2 separate regions of the Homo sapiens genome follow, and region 1 is linked to region 2. Evidence: chromatin contacts called from ENCODE Hi-C or POLR2A ChIA-PET data. All regions are on one chromosome and are shown on one strand. The core of a region is the stretch at or near the end of the contact, and the rest is flanking DNA. Distances in the headings are between cores, read along the strand shown. Region 1 overlaps LOC105376815 (a long non-coding RNA gene). Region 2 overlaps UBR4 (ubiquitin protein ligase E3 component n-recognin 4).

Region 1 (6,764 bases), core at 3,957-6,456, 41 kb before region 2:
AAGTCTGGGAGGTAAACATCTGTGTCCAAGGGCAGGGCAAAGTCTTGGGGTGGTTATTCAGCTCTGTGAGTGCATCTAATTGTCTCAAGGGCGTAGCTTTGTCCCAGCAACATTGGCAACTCCTGGCGGGCAGAATTTGGCTTCACATAGTTTCCTTATGCGCCTAGAAAGGAGGGAACGAACATCTATTGCAAGCCTGCTGAGTGCTTATGGGCATTATGTATGCATTCAGTCTTTGTGTCTACATGGGGACATTATCCCCATTTGAAGATAAGGAAACTGAGGCCCAGAGAGGTGAAGTAACTTGTCCGAGGTCACACAGAGGCAGATCTGGGATTCCAACCACAGTTTGTTTCACCAAAGCCCCCGCTTGGAAATCCTGGGCCAGTGAGGGCACCGCTGCGACTAGCCTCCTCATCTGGTTCATTCCCCAAAACCCGGCACCCCGGAGATGGGGCAGCAGGCGGGCATCCTGAGGTCAGTGCCTCCCTGCCTGCTTGGCTGTGTGCCTCAGGTGTCCTGGGTGCTAGGAACGTCATGGTAATCTCATGCATGAGTAAGGCTCGAAAGATGTACTGAAAGTTAGATGCAGTGATTAAGAAGACGGAAGGGGTGTCCCCCAGCTTCCCACCCCTGCCCCACTGTCGTTTCCCAATTCCTTCTACTGGTTTGACAGAAGGAACCAGTCCAGTTGACAGGAGGGAGGTGCTGGCCTCAGGCATGGCTGCAGGAAGCAGGCTGGGCAGGAGCAGGGCACGATTGCAACAGCACCCTGCCGCCAGCCACCTGCCGCCTGCCGCCTGCCGCCTGCCTTGCTCCATCCTGCCTGGCGGCCGTGTGAGGCTGCCTGTGTGTCTGTCATTGCTACTGGGACCCCTCGGGGATACCCACCCCCTGGGATTGGCCTTGGATCCTGCTGGTCCTCTACTAGCCCAACATTCTGCTCCTGTTTGTGGATGTTCAACTCTGAAAGTCCTCAAACAAGCCCCTATGTGGTCACAAAGTACCCCCCTGGTCACTCAGGTCTGGAGGACTCCAAGCACTCTTTGCTGGGGGCCAGGCTCAGGGGCCTGATGTTTCGAATCGCCTTTCTGAGGGCCTGTCCTGGCTCCCAGGTGACTGTGGGAGATCCTGAGCTATGCCCTTGGAGCACCCTTCGCCAACTCCAGGCACAGCCAGTGTCCCCACCCTGGTGGCCTCTCCCCCTTGAACAGGCACACTGTGGCCCTGAGGATGATGTGTGATGATGACTTGTTCCTGATTTGCCTCCCATCAGTTTGTAAGCCTCTGGCACATAGAAGGTGCTCGGGAAAAGTCTGGAGACAGAAGGGAAGGAGGGAGGGAGGGAGGAGAGAGGGAGGGAGGAGAGAAGGAGGGAGGGAGGGAGGAGAGAAGAAGCAAGGGAGAAAAAGTGGGAGGCTGGAGCAGGGGAGAGAGGAAGGAAGGAAAGTGGGAAAGAAAGGAGAAGGAGGGAAGGAGGGGTGAGTCTAGCACAGTGCTCAACCCATAGGGGTGTTGTTGAATAGAAATAAATGATTCTGGGCTCACATCTGTAATCCCAGCACTTTGGGAGGCCGGGAAGAGTGGATCACGTGAGGTCAGGAGTTCGAGACCAGCCTAGCCAACATGGTGAAACCGTGTCTCTACCAAAAAATACAAAAATTAGCTGGGCATGGTGGCATGAGCCTGTAATCCCAGCTACTGGGAAGGCTGAGATGGGAGAATCACTTGAACCAGGAGGCAGAGGTTGCAGTGAGCCCAGATCGCACCGTTGCACTCCAGCCTGAGTGACAGAAAAAGACCTGTCTAAAAAAAAGGGAGAGATGGGGGAAGGAAGGAAGGGAGGGAGGGAGGGAGGGAGGGGAGGGGAGGGGGAGAGAGAGAGAGAAAGAAAGCAAGAAGGAAAGAAAGAAGGAAGGAAAGAAAGAAGAAAGAAAGAGAGAGAGGGAGGGAAAGAGAGATGGAAAGAGAGAGAGAGAAAGAAAGCAAGAAGGAAAGAAAGAAGGAAGGAAGGAAGGAAGGAAAGAAAGAAGGAAGGAAGGAAGGAAGGAAGGAAGGAAGGAAAGAAAGAAAAAGAAAGAAAGAAAGAAAGAGAAAAAGAAAGAAAAGAAAGAAAGGAAGGAAGGAAAGAAAGAGAGAGAGAGAAAGAGAGAAGAGAAAGAGAGGGAGGGAGGAAGGAAGGAAGGAAAGAGAGAGAAAGAAAGAAAGAAAGAAAGAAAGAAAGAAAGAAAGAAAGAAAAAGAAAGAGGATTCTGATGCATCTGCTTGCTAAATGTATTACCTTCTGAAAAGGAAACATTTTGTTGTTTTTATGATAGCGTTAGCACATGTCAATGTTAATGTTTTTCTAGATCAAAGATTGGCAAATTATTTTTCTATGCAGAGCCTAAATAATTTAGGTTTTGTGGATCACATGCTCGCTATAGCAAATTCTTCTGTTTTTGTTTGTTTGTTTTTACAATCATTTCAAAAGGTAAAAGCCATCCTTAGCTCATGGGCTGTATGAAAACAGACCATCAGCTGCATTTGGCCCATGGGCCATAGTTTGCAACCCCTATTCTAGATAATCCTGAAAGGTATAAATCAGAAAGCAAAGATCACCTGTAAAGCCCTCATCCAGAAAGAACCCCTGACACCATGTTGGTGGGTTTCTCTCTGGACTCTCTCTGGGAGTTTTGGTGATGAATATTTTACTGAAATAGGGTCAAACTCTAGATTCTGTTTAGCAACTGTCTTCTTTAAATTCAACAATATTATGTGGACCTAGCGCCACACTCCTGAATATGTACCTAGGACATCGTTCTTATGGATGGGTAGAGCCGCATTGCATGAGCCTAACCATTTCTTAGGCATATCTTGAGAGTAGAAGAGTTATGGCTTCTAAGTCCTTGCTCAGCTTATTCAAAGAGATCAAAACGATGAATGAATGACGGAGTTTAGTGACCTGGATACACAGCAGCCCTCCTACGGCAGACACACAGAAATGCCTCTTTGGTTTTTTTTGAGACAGTCTCATTCTGTCACCCAGGTTGGAATGCAGTAGCACGAGCTCGGCTCACTGTAACCTCCGCCTCTCAGGTTCAAGAGATTTTCATGTCTCAGCCTCCCAATTAACTGAGACCAGAGGCGTGCGCCACCATACCCGGCTAATTTTTGTATTTTTAGTAGCGATGGGGTTTCACCATGTTGGCCAGGCTGGTCTCGAACTCCTGGCCTCAAGCGATCTGCCCACCTCAGCCTCCCAAAGTTCTGGGATTACAGGCATGAGCCACCGCACCCAGCATGAAATGCCTCTCTCTGATGACTTTATTATGCATTTATTTTCACCCACCGCTTTCCAGCAAGGGCAGGAAGTCTCAGGTGGCGCTGACGGAGCAGAGAAGAGACACACAGACCCATGTGAGCCTTCACCCCCGGGCTGGGCTGGAGAGCGATGCTGTTGGACTGAACAGGAGCCCAGTTGATCGGGGCCTGGTGGAGGCGACAAAGCTGCCAGGCCCCAGCCTCGGAGCTCTTTGATGGGCCTTTCAGGCCAGGTGACACTGACTCACCCAGTCACACAGAGGTTTCTCCAGCATGAGTGTGGCCACAATTTAGAGACTCTGGGAGTCGGGGTCCTTCACTTTGCAGGTGGGGGTTGGATGCCCCGGCAGACAAGACCTCAGAGGACGGGAGATGGGAGTCTTTTCAACACATCCTAAGGCACCAGGGTGGCGGAGGCTTCGTGCATAGTGATAATACACAATGGAATGTGTCAGCCATGTGCAGGCCAATGCAACTTCATTTAAGTCTCCCCCTGCCCAATGAGAACAGCCCCTCCTTACAGGTGAGGAACTTAAAGCACAGAGCAGTCAAGTAATTTGCCCAAGGTCACATTGTGGGAAGCGGGAAACCCCAGAGCTGACCCCTCCACCCGGCTCGGACTCTAGTGCTCTCGAACAGTGCGACAGGGCCTGTATTCTCCTGTGCAAACCAAAAGCACCCATGTTGGGGATGCTGCCGTGCAGTGGGAAAGCCACGTGAGCCCCCCACCCTCTAGAAGCAGGAGAGCGTGGGGAGTCCCCCGGCCTCTGTGAGCTGCATCTCATCTGTGCAATGGGGGGCATTGCGCTTCCCTCCTCATCCTCCAGGAGGGGTGCTGGGAGACACAACCCAGAGCATGGACATGCACGCACTTTGGGTCATGTGATGTGAGGGGTGACAGCTGGGCAAGCTGGCCGATGGGGGACATCTCAGAGAAGTGGCACTGAGGTCAGAAGCAAGATAAAAGCACTGTCAGCTGAGAAAGGCACCTGCCCTCCTCTCCAGCCAGGGACCTCTCCACCAGGCCCCAATCAACTGGGCTGCTGTTGAGTCCAATGGCATCGCTCTCCAGCCCAGCCTGCGAGTGAAAGCACATGCGGGTCTGTCTCCCTTCTCTGCTCCATCAGCACCACCTGAGCTCCAGGTCCTGAACCCTCCCCTCTGCCCTTGCCCTGCCCTGGTCCAGAACCTCTCCCGTCTCCCCTGAACTATTTCAACAGCTTCCCGCTGGGCTTCCTGCCACCTGTCACCACCCTCCGTCCACCCTCCCCACCCAGCCGCCAGCATCACTGACCTAAAAACTGAACCTGGTCATTTCACTCTCTGGCTCCAAATCCTTCTGTGGCCCCAGTGTCGTGGTCTGAGCTACATGGCATGGCAAAGAGCCCTCTACTGCCCAGCCATGCCTCCCCGCTCACTCATCTCTCCCTGCTCTTGCTCCCAACACGTACCTCTGAGCCTTAGCACATGCCATTCCCTCTGATCAATCCGCCCCCTCTCCTTTCCCGGTGACTTCCAGTACATCCTTGAAGATTCTTCCAAGTATCGCCTTCCCAGAAGGCCTCCCCCCGACTCCTGGGTAGTCAGGTCCCTCCTCAGTGCACCACATGCTTTGCACAAATAGTCCAGGGCTTGGAACTCTCTGCGCGTACACTTCCCCTTGCCCATCAGGGTCTGGGAAGACCCTCATCCCCGTATCCCCAGGACCCACACCAGGATCTGGCCCAGCATCAGCTCCAGCCTGCAGGGGCTGAGTTAGGGACCAGATAAAAGCCAGCACCAGAGGGGCCTGGTGCCCAGCCCCGCTCACCCACCCCTTGTGCAGGGTCCCAGCCCATGTGCCAGCCTGGGTGGAGCCGGGGTGCCAGTGAGAACCCAGTAAGACAAGCAAGAAGATGCTTGTCTGAGGACCGAGCCAAGGATGACTTCACCGCCAAGTCAGCCTCCCAAACATGCAGGGCGGGGGGTGGGGGCCGCCCTCCTAGGAGGGGCGGTACCTGGGACAGTTTTAACAGGCAAGGAGCGTGCTTGGGGGCCAAAAAGCGAGGCGGGTGAGTCAGGGCAGGGGAGATGCCTTGCCCTTAAAAGGAGAACAGCCTCCTTCTCACCTGTCCCTCCTGAGCACATCACACTCATAAAGAGAAAAAAGGAAAAGAAAAGCAATCAGAGGGAACGGGCCCAAATCCCACAGCTGGCACTTTTTCTCGGAGGTGATTAGTGCTCATTCGGAAAGAATGGATGACACCATCCCTGGCGTGAGCCAAAACACAAGGGCCTCAGGTGTCCCCCAGGGGGAGGACCCAGGACCCAGCCCACTCCTCCCGTCCCTATCCCCACCAGTCATGCCCCAAACACGTCTGCCCCGGAGGGGCCTGTGTGAGGTTCCACACCTCCCAGGAGGATCTGGATCCAGGCGCTGCCTCTTCCCGAGCCCACAGAGCTCCAGGTTCTGCGGGGACTTCCGGAGGTCACAGCAGAACCACGAGGTGGGTCCTAGGGACAAGATGCCACAGGCAAAGAGACAGAGGCCCGAGGAAGAGAGGGGTGCTCAGCCTACACCATTAGTGAGTGACAGCGCCAGGAGACAAGGGACTCACAATGCAGCCCCCTTGGTGTCATCCTCCTGGAGAAAGGGACGCCATCAGTTGTCACTCCCGGCAGTGACTGCCCCCACCGGAGCCCCATCGCAGGACCCAAGTGAGGGTGTCGAGAGCAGAGTTGCCAGCCCTCAGGTGACAGCTGGGTTATGACCTGGGTCGCCAGGGTTGGTACCCTCCCAAAGTCACACTGGGGACCCCCAGTCCACGGAGGCAGGGCAGAGACCTGTGAGCCATCAGGTCCAGAGGGTCCACCCTGCCTCCTGCCAGGGAGTTCCGTGGGGACAGGAGGTTCCTGCAGGGCAGGGTCACTTGCCCCAGGAGGGAGCCGGGCACAGAACTAGTGTCTGTCCATGTCCACCAAGCTGAACTGAACTGAAGGAGGCTGCTCAGTGGGGCCACAGTTAGAGGCTGAATCGTGTTCCCTGCCCTCCCCCCAAAACAAAAAAAAATTGATGTTCTAACCCCAGAACCTCAGAATGTGGGCTTATCTGGAAACAGTCTTCATAGAGGGCACCAGGTTAAAATGAGGTTATGGTAGTGGCCCCTAATCCAGTATGACCAGTGTCATTTTAAAAGGGGAATCTTGGGCACAGAGACAGACATGCTCAGAGCAAAGAGGACGTGATGAAGGCAAAGATGGGGTTATGCTTCGACAACCCTGGGAACGTCAAAGAGTGGGGACAGGGGCCTGTGCTGGGGCCTCCCTCTGAGCCCTCCGCAGGAGCCAAGCCTGCTCTTGGTCTCAGATCTCTGGCCTCCAGAAGAGTGAAACAATTTCCTGTTCATTTCAGCCACCCAGTATATGGTACTGTGTTACGGCAGCCCTAGCAGACTCCCAGCTGGCTTCCTGGATGTGTGACA
Region 2 (7,473 bases), core at 355-2,854:
AACCAGGCTGCTCCCCACCCTGGAGCCACGCCAGTCCCTCAGAAGCCCGGTGTCCCCAACACAAACACCAAAGTATGCTCGTGCAAGCCAGCACATGCATGCTCTGGCCTGCCAGGGCTTCCAGCTGGGCCCTTGCCACAAACGCCTTTGTCTCTCCAGCTTAGTCCAGGCACGACACTCATGGCTGCTTGTGGCTGTTCGGTCCGAGGCTCTGGGGAGGGATGTGAAATCCTGGCTGTGGAAGTCTACAGGAGCCCAGAGGCCACCCTCAGTCCCAGATGATCTGGCTTGAGGAGTGAGCCACAGAAACTGGACATCCAGACAGGAGAGGCCGACGTCAGTTGGCCGAGTGGCCCGCAAAGAACGAAAGGAGATGGGCATGAGCGAGCCCTCCCTCCCACGAGGTGAGCCTTCTCCCGAAGTCTGGGGAGAGGCCCTCGGGAGTCCTGCTGCCCACGTGTGTAGGGGAGCAGGTCTGAGGCCTCCAGGAGCGGCAGCCACAGTGGTCAGGACACAGCTTCGGAGGCACAAACCTGACAACTCCACAGCCCCTGGCTGGGAGCCCTTGGGCAAGCGGCTCTGGCTCATGGGCAAAGAGATTAGAAATAAGATACACTGGGTGCTTGGCAATGTCAATAGCAGCCACTCTCTTTATCCTGATCCTAAGTCTGCCCCAGGCCCTCTCTTAACATGACAACCCTGGAGAGAAGTCACCAAGGGATTCCCGATTCACAGCAGCATGAGAATGTCAAATGCTCCCCAGGCCTCTGTGGTCCAACAAGACTGTGCCCTACTCCGCGAGCCTTCCTTCAGCCGAGGGCTAGGAAAGCTCTGGGCTCCACGTGTCTTTGGGTTCCAGCTCTTAAGGCCAAAAAATTAAGAGCAAGGCATGGGCTTTGTTTTGGGAAAAATCAGAGCCATCCAATGTGGTGCCCCAACTTGCTGGCCAAGAATAGACAGGTTGCACTTAGCGCTGACAACAGGCCTGGAGACAGCGGGTCTGACATGAGTCTTCCCGGGCTGACGCCGGAAATGGCTGTGCATTCAAGGGAAACCATTTGGCCTGCGCCACTGAGGACGAGTTGAAGCAGCAGGCAACACCTTCCTTTTCAATGTGTGTTAAGTCACTTGTTTATTTCTCAAGATGTGCACACTCAAGTATGAAGCTGGCCGGGACAACTCATGGCTCCTAGGTATGTACAGGCCCTTTGATGGCTTGGGTTACAGACAACCTCATAGCTGGTGCACCACACACACGAGATAAAACAGGAAGCCTAAAAACCCCAAGCCACACCAAGAAAAATGAGAGAGGGGAGGGCGGGGTAACAATGCAGCATCCCGCGGAGGGAACTTAATGCACAAGGAGGGAGAACAGAGGGTGGAAGGCAAGCCAGCTTCGTCTTCGCCGCCGCAGCTGCTGTGTGGTGGTCAGGGGACTGAGTTCAACAGGTCCTTCAGGAAGCTCTCTGGATCGGTGATTTCTGATAAAAGACCTGCAAAGCACAACGGGCAGAGGTGTGTCAGGAGCAGGCATACAGCCCCCATTCCCCCTGAGTCACAGCTGCCGCATCTAGCAGAGAACACACTGCGGTCCGACAAGCTCTGGCCCGGCTGCTCACTGGACAGCAGCATGACCGGGGAGGTAGTCATTGAGCAAAACCCTGTTCCGCAGGAGGAGTCCTGTTCCAGAAGCAGGCACTGCTGGAAGGTGTTTTTGTTCTCACATTTGAATAGGGTGTGTCTGATGTTCTGAAATTTTCTAACAGCTTAAACAAAGTAATAAAGTGGTGCTGTCAAAACCTGACCTAGGAGTGGAAGGCACGGAGGCTCGCTGCCTGGCAAAGGCTCTGGCTCTCCCTGGCTGCAGGCCAGGGGTGCTTGCCAGCAGCTCAGGGCTGATGTGGAGCTCGAGCCCAAGGGACCCTCCTTCCTCTGCCCACCTCCTCCTCCTCTCACTAGCTCCAACTTCCACAGTCACAGTGACACAGGCTCATGCAACAGGCACAGGGCCCAGCACTGAGGACTTTACCAGCCCACCTGGTCCCAGGGCTGACTTTCTGGGAAGAACGCGAGGCATGTGCTAAGGTATGATGCTGGTGAAACATCTAGGCTGAAACAGAGCCAGTGGGAGCCGTAAAGAGGTGGTGGAGTTAACAAACACACAGAGGTGAGCAGTGTTAGCACAGGCCCGCCCAGACGCGGAGGCAGGCACCAGGTCGACGAAGACCATCCCAGCACAGAGCTTCCGCTGAGGACACTGCAAGGGGCAGCCAATGCGGAGGCACAGAGCTGTTTGGGAAAATCGGTCAGCTGGCTCTGAGCTGGGAAGAAAGAGGAATTCACACTGAGCAACACTCTAGCCCTTTAGTGGGTCTCATTCCCAGAGGATAACAAGATAGAGAAAATGTTAGCAGAGGCGTTCTCCTAACAGTGGGATCTGGGGGGAGTTTGTTTTCCTGCTTCTTTATACTTTACAAAATTCCCACAACGAATGCCATAAAAAAATGAAACAAGATCATAAAAAAGAGCTGGCAGGTTTGGTTACCTGTGCGTTGGCTCTGGGGAGCTGACCTTTGTAGGGCGGGTGCTCTGATGGGGGCTGTAATGCCGCGGCGCCCACAACCTCACAGGGCACTGTCTTTTAACCCTAGGTGGATTTCCCAGGCACGGGCCAAGTCACCTCCCCCTGCTGTCACTTGGTGCTTGGTTATGAAATACAAACCAATTCTAATGTGTTTGTTTGCAATTAGAATGACAAATTTGTTACACAAAGAATTTCAATTTTACTAGCAGTAGGATAAGGAATTGTCTGACCACGTCTCCCACACCCACAGTTCAGAGCGGCCCTGCTGGGTCGCCCATGCCTCCCTGGGGTCAACTGTGACCTAAGACGCAGGAGGAAGACAGGGGCATTCCAATTTGCATGTTAATTCTCTGAACTGCCATTAAAAAACAGACTCAAACAGGGATGCTATCACTTTCTAGCTATGTTCCCTTGGCCACTTATTTGATCTTCAGAGCCTCATTTACCCCATCTATAAAATGGGGATAACCAAAGCTCCTGCCTCATATAGGGCTGCCTCGAGGGCTGAGATCACATACAGTGAACAGCCCATGTCGGGGAAAGAGGGGGTGCTCAGTACATGTTAGAGCTGCTGTTCTCGTTATCGGTGACTTGCTATTTACGCATCTTTCCCAGGGCTTTCAGTGGCAGCTGACAGGCTGGTTCATACTGCGTTTCCTCTGGTCGTGAAGATAAAGCTACGGATGACCCACGGAGGAAGACATGGGGCTTTGCTGCGGAGGATCTTTAAAAGAGAAAACCTTGACACTAACCGGCCACATCGAGGAACTCTGAGAAGGTCTCCACTGGCATGAACTCCTCCTGGAAGGTTTTCAGGGCTTTGTCGGCAGCTTCGTAGATGGGCATGTCGTTGTGGCGGATGTACTCAGCGAGAGAGCAGGACCAGCCTCCCTCTGTGTTACTGGTAGGCACCTTCTACGAGAATCAACAGGAGACAAGAGAGGTGGGTGACTTACTGCTGCCTCATCTTCCGCCTCAAGTCAGTCAGGCCATTTCAACCCCTCAAAGGACAGCCCTCCCAACCTACACCAAAGCATACCAACAGGCACCCTAGAGCGTGCGTTTTGTCTCCAGGAACGACACAATTTCACTTCATTCCTCTTAGGCCCTCCTTATTAGGCACTGTGTCACCTGAAGCTACAGGCTCCAACAAGTGGCTGCATTCCCTCCCCGTACACTTCCCATTCGCATTCCCCAGAGCAAAGGGACTTGTCAATGTGCTTCCATGAGCTGTCTCATTCCGATGATGAAAGGAACCAACTCAAAAACTCAGATTCTCTCCGGAGAGGAGTGTCCTGTTATAAGCTGGCTGCGGTAAGTCAGACTCACTCAGGGCAACAGAGCTTATCCCAATAGCACGGCAAGAGCAGCAAAGAGAGACCCGGCGGGGAAGGTCTTCCTGCACAGCCGAGTCTGGAGCAGGCTCGGGAGCAGGTGACAGGAGTGATCTCAGCTACAAATGTGGGCCAGGCACAGTGGCCCATGCCTGTAATAGCAGCACTTTGGGAGGCCAAGGCAGGCGGATCACCTGAGGTCAGGAGTTTCAGACCAGCCTGACCAACATGGTTAAACCTCATCTCTACTAAAAAAACAAAATTAGCCGGGCGTGGTGGTGCCTGCCTGTAATCCCAGCTACTTGGGAGGCTGAGGCAGGAGAATCACTTGAACCCGGGATGCAGAGGTTGCAGTGAGCCGAGATCACGCCATTGCACTCCAGCCTGGGCAACAAGAACAAAACTCCGTCTCAAAAAAACCAAACCAAACCAAACCAAACAAAACCAAACAAAACAAATGTACCTCACAGACACAAGGCTCCAGGCTGCCAGTGTCAATCCCTCCCACAGTTGGGGTTGTTTGTTTCTAGGAAAAAAGCGCCCCCAGGCCCAGCGGAGGAGCAGCCATGTGGGTGCTGAGGCAGAGTCAGGGACAGGAGTGCAGACATTTTACACTCTTGCCAAAACCCACTGGGCCTCTGACAGCCTCCTTACCTTAAACATGTTGTAAATGAGATCGACGAGGGCCCAAAAGAGAAGGGAAGAACGGTAAGCGGAATAGTCCTTCACTGCCTTATCTGTCAGCCTGGAAAAGAAAATCCAGTTCCATCACATGAAGTCCCTAGGAGGATACTCACAAGGACAGAGCAAGGCATGCTGGGAGCAAGGGAAGAGTCACAGTGGTGTATGCATCTCGGAGTTCCAGCGACTAGCCTTCTGCTTGGAAAAAAGCAGCTGTGGGCAAGAACCTCTGGAGCCCTGGGACCCAGAAGTTTATTGGTTACAAAAATGCTCCATGAAATTCATCTGATTCTCTCAGTGCTCATCTTCCAGATCAGGGTAAAATGGAACCGGGGGAGACATCGCCAGGGCAGACGTGGCAAATGCAAGGCTAGTGACTTAAAGAAAGGCAAAGGATTCCTATGTATCCCTTGTGTTTGGGCCCCGACAAGCTCTTGGAATTTGATGGAACCTAATAAATGAGGTAGGAAACAAGGTTTTAATTCAGTCTTTACATTCCCACTAGGAGAAATTTCTTAAAAGCCAGCAGACCTAAACCAGTCAAACACGGTAACTTGTCAAACATGTGCTGTGTTAAATGGCAGCAAGCTGCTAGGAAGTTGGTATCAAGCAATGGTAATGTCTAAGATGGAGCATGCAGCCACCCTGACATCACCTAAATCCTGGGATAATCCAAGTTGCTCACCACACCCCATTGTTTCTAACCAGTATCGTTGCTACTTAATCCAATGATTCAGTTCAGGATTAAAGACCAGCCAGTTCCTTGGAATATGGGGAGCGACAGGCAGGGGGAGACTGCCTCTAACAATGTCCACTGCCTTCTCAGCAGAATTCTTGGTTTGAGGTTTGAGGAATGATTACACCAGGTAGAGCCAGTATGAAACACAGAAATATCAGGCTCCCCTCGGCACAGACAGTGAAATATCAGTGTCAGGATTCAGTTTCTACCACCCAAGCTCTACGGAGGTTTTGTTTGCCAACAGCCATCACATCTGTAATAAGTAAAGCCTAGGTGAGCCCTTGTCACAGAGTATTCTACACCTCAAAACACACTGGAACACATCCCATGACTAAAGGGACATATATTAAAATGTTTAGTATTAAAATGCATGGGTATATATAAGAATCATAAAAATAAGAAACATAGATGGTATTCATTATAGAAGCTAAAACTATATGGGCCTCAAGTGAAGGGGCTGCCTAGCATGAGACAGGCTATCCACACCTGCATTCAATAAATAACTCGCAAAAAACAAATAATATTAAATGGGGACAATTCCCTCTCTACTGAAATATGCTTCCTGTGGCCTCCCTCTGCCCCAGTACCTTCCCAAGCCCCCACTTTCTCTCCCGCATACGTGTGATGATGCTGCAGCCTAAAGTCCTGGAAGGTGGACCCGTGGATGAGGACAAGAATCCATTTCTCTGCAGCTCTTTACCCTGGCAGACAAGATAACAGATCAAGTTCTGACAGACGCCTGAGAATGTCCCAGGCTTTGTACTTGCAAGTTCCTGGCAGAGGAACTTTTTTTCTGAATGTCAAGTGTGCAGAAGAGGCCAGCTTCTGCTGAGCTACATTTCTGTGTCTCTGCTACTACCCCTTACCCCATGACTTACAGGACTTAGGACAAAGCCTGCCGCCAGTGAGGCTGCCCCAGCATCAGGATGATATCTCTACACGCCCTTCCAGCCGCGGTCTCTCCCCCATGGGTCTCCTCCCAGTATCGGGCTAACCCACAGTGCCTTTCCTAGTCTGCCTGATGAGTGCCGGGCTCACGGCCCCGGACCACGGCCGTATTTGGCCCTTTGCTGTGGCTGTTGTGCTTTGGTAAGCAGAAATCCTGAGTGACCCTGCCCAACTTAATTATTTAAGGCCAATTAGTAAAGGTGACGAAACTGCTACAGAGAAAACAGCAACTCATGAATGTAGTAGCTCACACTGGATTTCCTAATTAAGCTGTGACCAAATCAGCTTTTCCTGAACTGCCTGGGACAATAATGAATGCTAGTCTCCTAAGTGAGAGCAAAACAGCTCCTGTGGGTTCAGATTGCACACCCGCCATGGAGAGACTGTGCCCAATAAATGGCCACTCTATTTGCTGTGGATGCAGCATATGGATACTGGCCAAGCCTGACTTATCAACTTAGTATTCTCAAGATCTAACTTTTGATTTCCAGCAGCTAGTTAACTATTAATTCAGGCTCTTGGGAAATACTGGAAAGTGATATGTTAGGAATGGGGGCAGGGGTTACCTAGGAATCTAACAAGACGCCCCCTCCCACTCTCCAGTGATGATCTGGTACAGGCCAGATTCAACAGGACAGCTCCAATCTGGTCTCTCTGGGAGCGTGAAGTGCCCACAGACCAGCAACGCTTGATCAATCAGGGCTAATGGAAATAAAGACACCAGGTGTGCCAATGAGGGCACAGGCTATTTTCCACTTGGCTTGTCTTTATCACGGCCCTAAAAGTTTCTCTCTGCTCCCTGGATGGCCTACAAATGTGGACATGATCCCTCGAATCCTGGGCTAAAGCAGAATCACAAAAATCACAAACCCGATCTTCCAGAAATGAAGCAGAGGCACATTTCACTCGAGGGACAGAAGCAAAATGCCAAACCCAGAGCCTGCTCCGTAGCTCCCCAGGAAAGGTAGAGACTGTGTGGGGCCATTGGCAGCCTGAGTGGTACCCATGGGGTCTCCTCTGCGCACAGCAATCCATGGGGGTCCTCAAAGAGATGCTGTGGTGGCAGTTTCCAGCTGTTTCTCTTGAGACCATCTGTCCCAAATCACAGCCCAAGGTCATAAATCAAAGACCACTTCCTTTCTGACATGCTCTTTCTTGGGGAGGTGTCCACACGTATAGGAGAGTGG

The links. Hi-C counts contacts between places; a loop is a spot of excess contacts on that map. ChIA-PET counts read pairs that join two places held with the same protein, here RNA polymerase II (POLR2A). Pooled maps may share reads with other maps.
Region 1: a map of mammary epithelial cell shows a loop between it and region 2 (5-fold over the local background). The contact joins two enhancer-like sites. A Hi-C loop is called at or near these places in 5 of 168 maps with a recorded cell type or tissue (HepG2, PC-9, dorsolateral prefrontal cortex and 2 more) and 3 of 50 pooled maps. POLR2A ChIA-PET finds 5 or more read pairs at or near these places in 8 of 52 experiments (AG04449, CD4-positive, alpha-beta T cell, CD4-positive, alpha-beta memory T cell and 5 more).

Annotation. Positions count from the first base shown.
Region 1 is chr1:19,028,850-19,035,613 of GRCh38, forward strand. All of the region lies in intron 1 of LOC105376815 (a long non-coding RNA gene), which reads right to left. Among named protein-coding and RNA genes, the nearest start is that of IFFO2, 76 kb to the left of the region's middle. Within about 2 kb of position 5,207, at least 2 of the 41 ENCODE cell types and tissues checked have a DNase peak (open chromatin) inside an H3K27ac peak, as active enhancers do.
Region 2 is chr1:19,073,404-19,080,876 of GRCh38, forward strand. It overlaps UBR4 (ubiquitin protein ligase E3 component n-recognin 4), which reads right to left. Exons shown (of 106, transcript NM_020765.3): 104 at 4,573-4,663; 105 at 3,337-3,499; 106 at 1,107-1,493. The coding sequence ends at 1,429. Among named protein-coding and RNA genes, the nearest start is that of IFFO2, 120 kb to the left of the region's middle. RefSeq lists a silencer at 4,001-4,169. Within about 2 kb of position 1,605, at least 17 of the 41 ENCODE cell types and tissues checked have a DNase peak (open chromatin) inside an H3K27ac peak, as active enhancers do.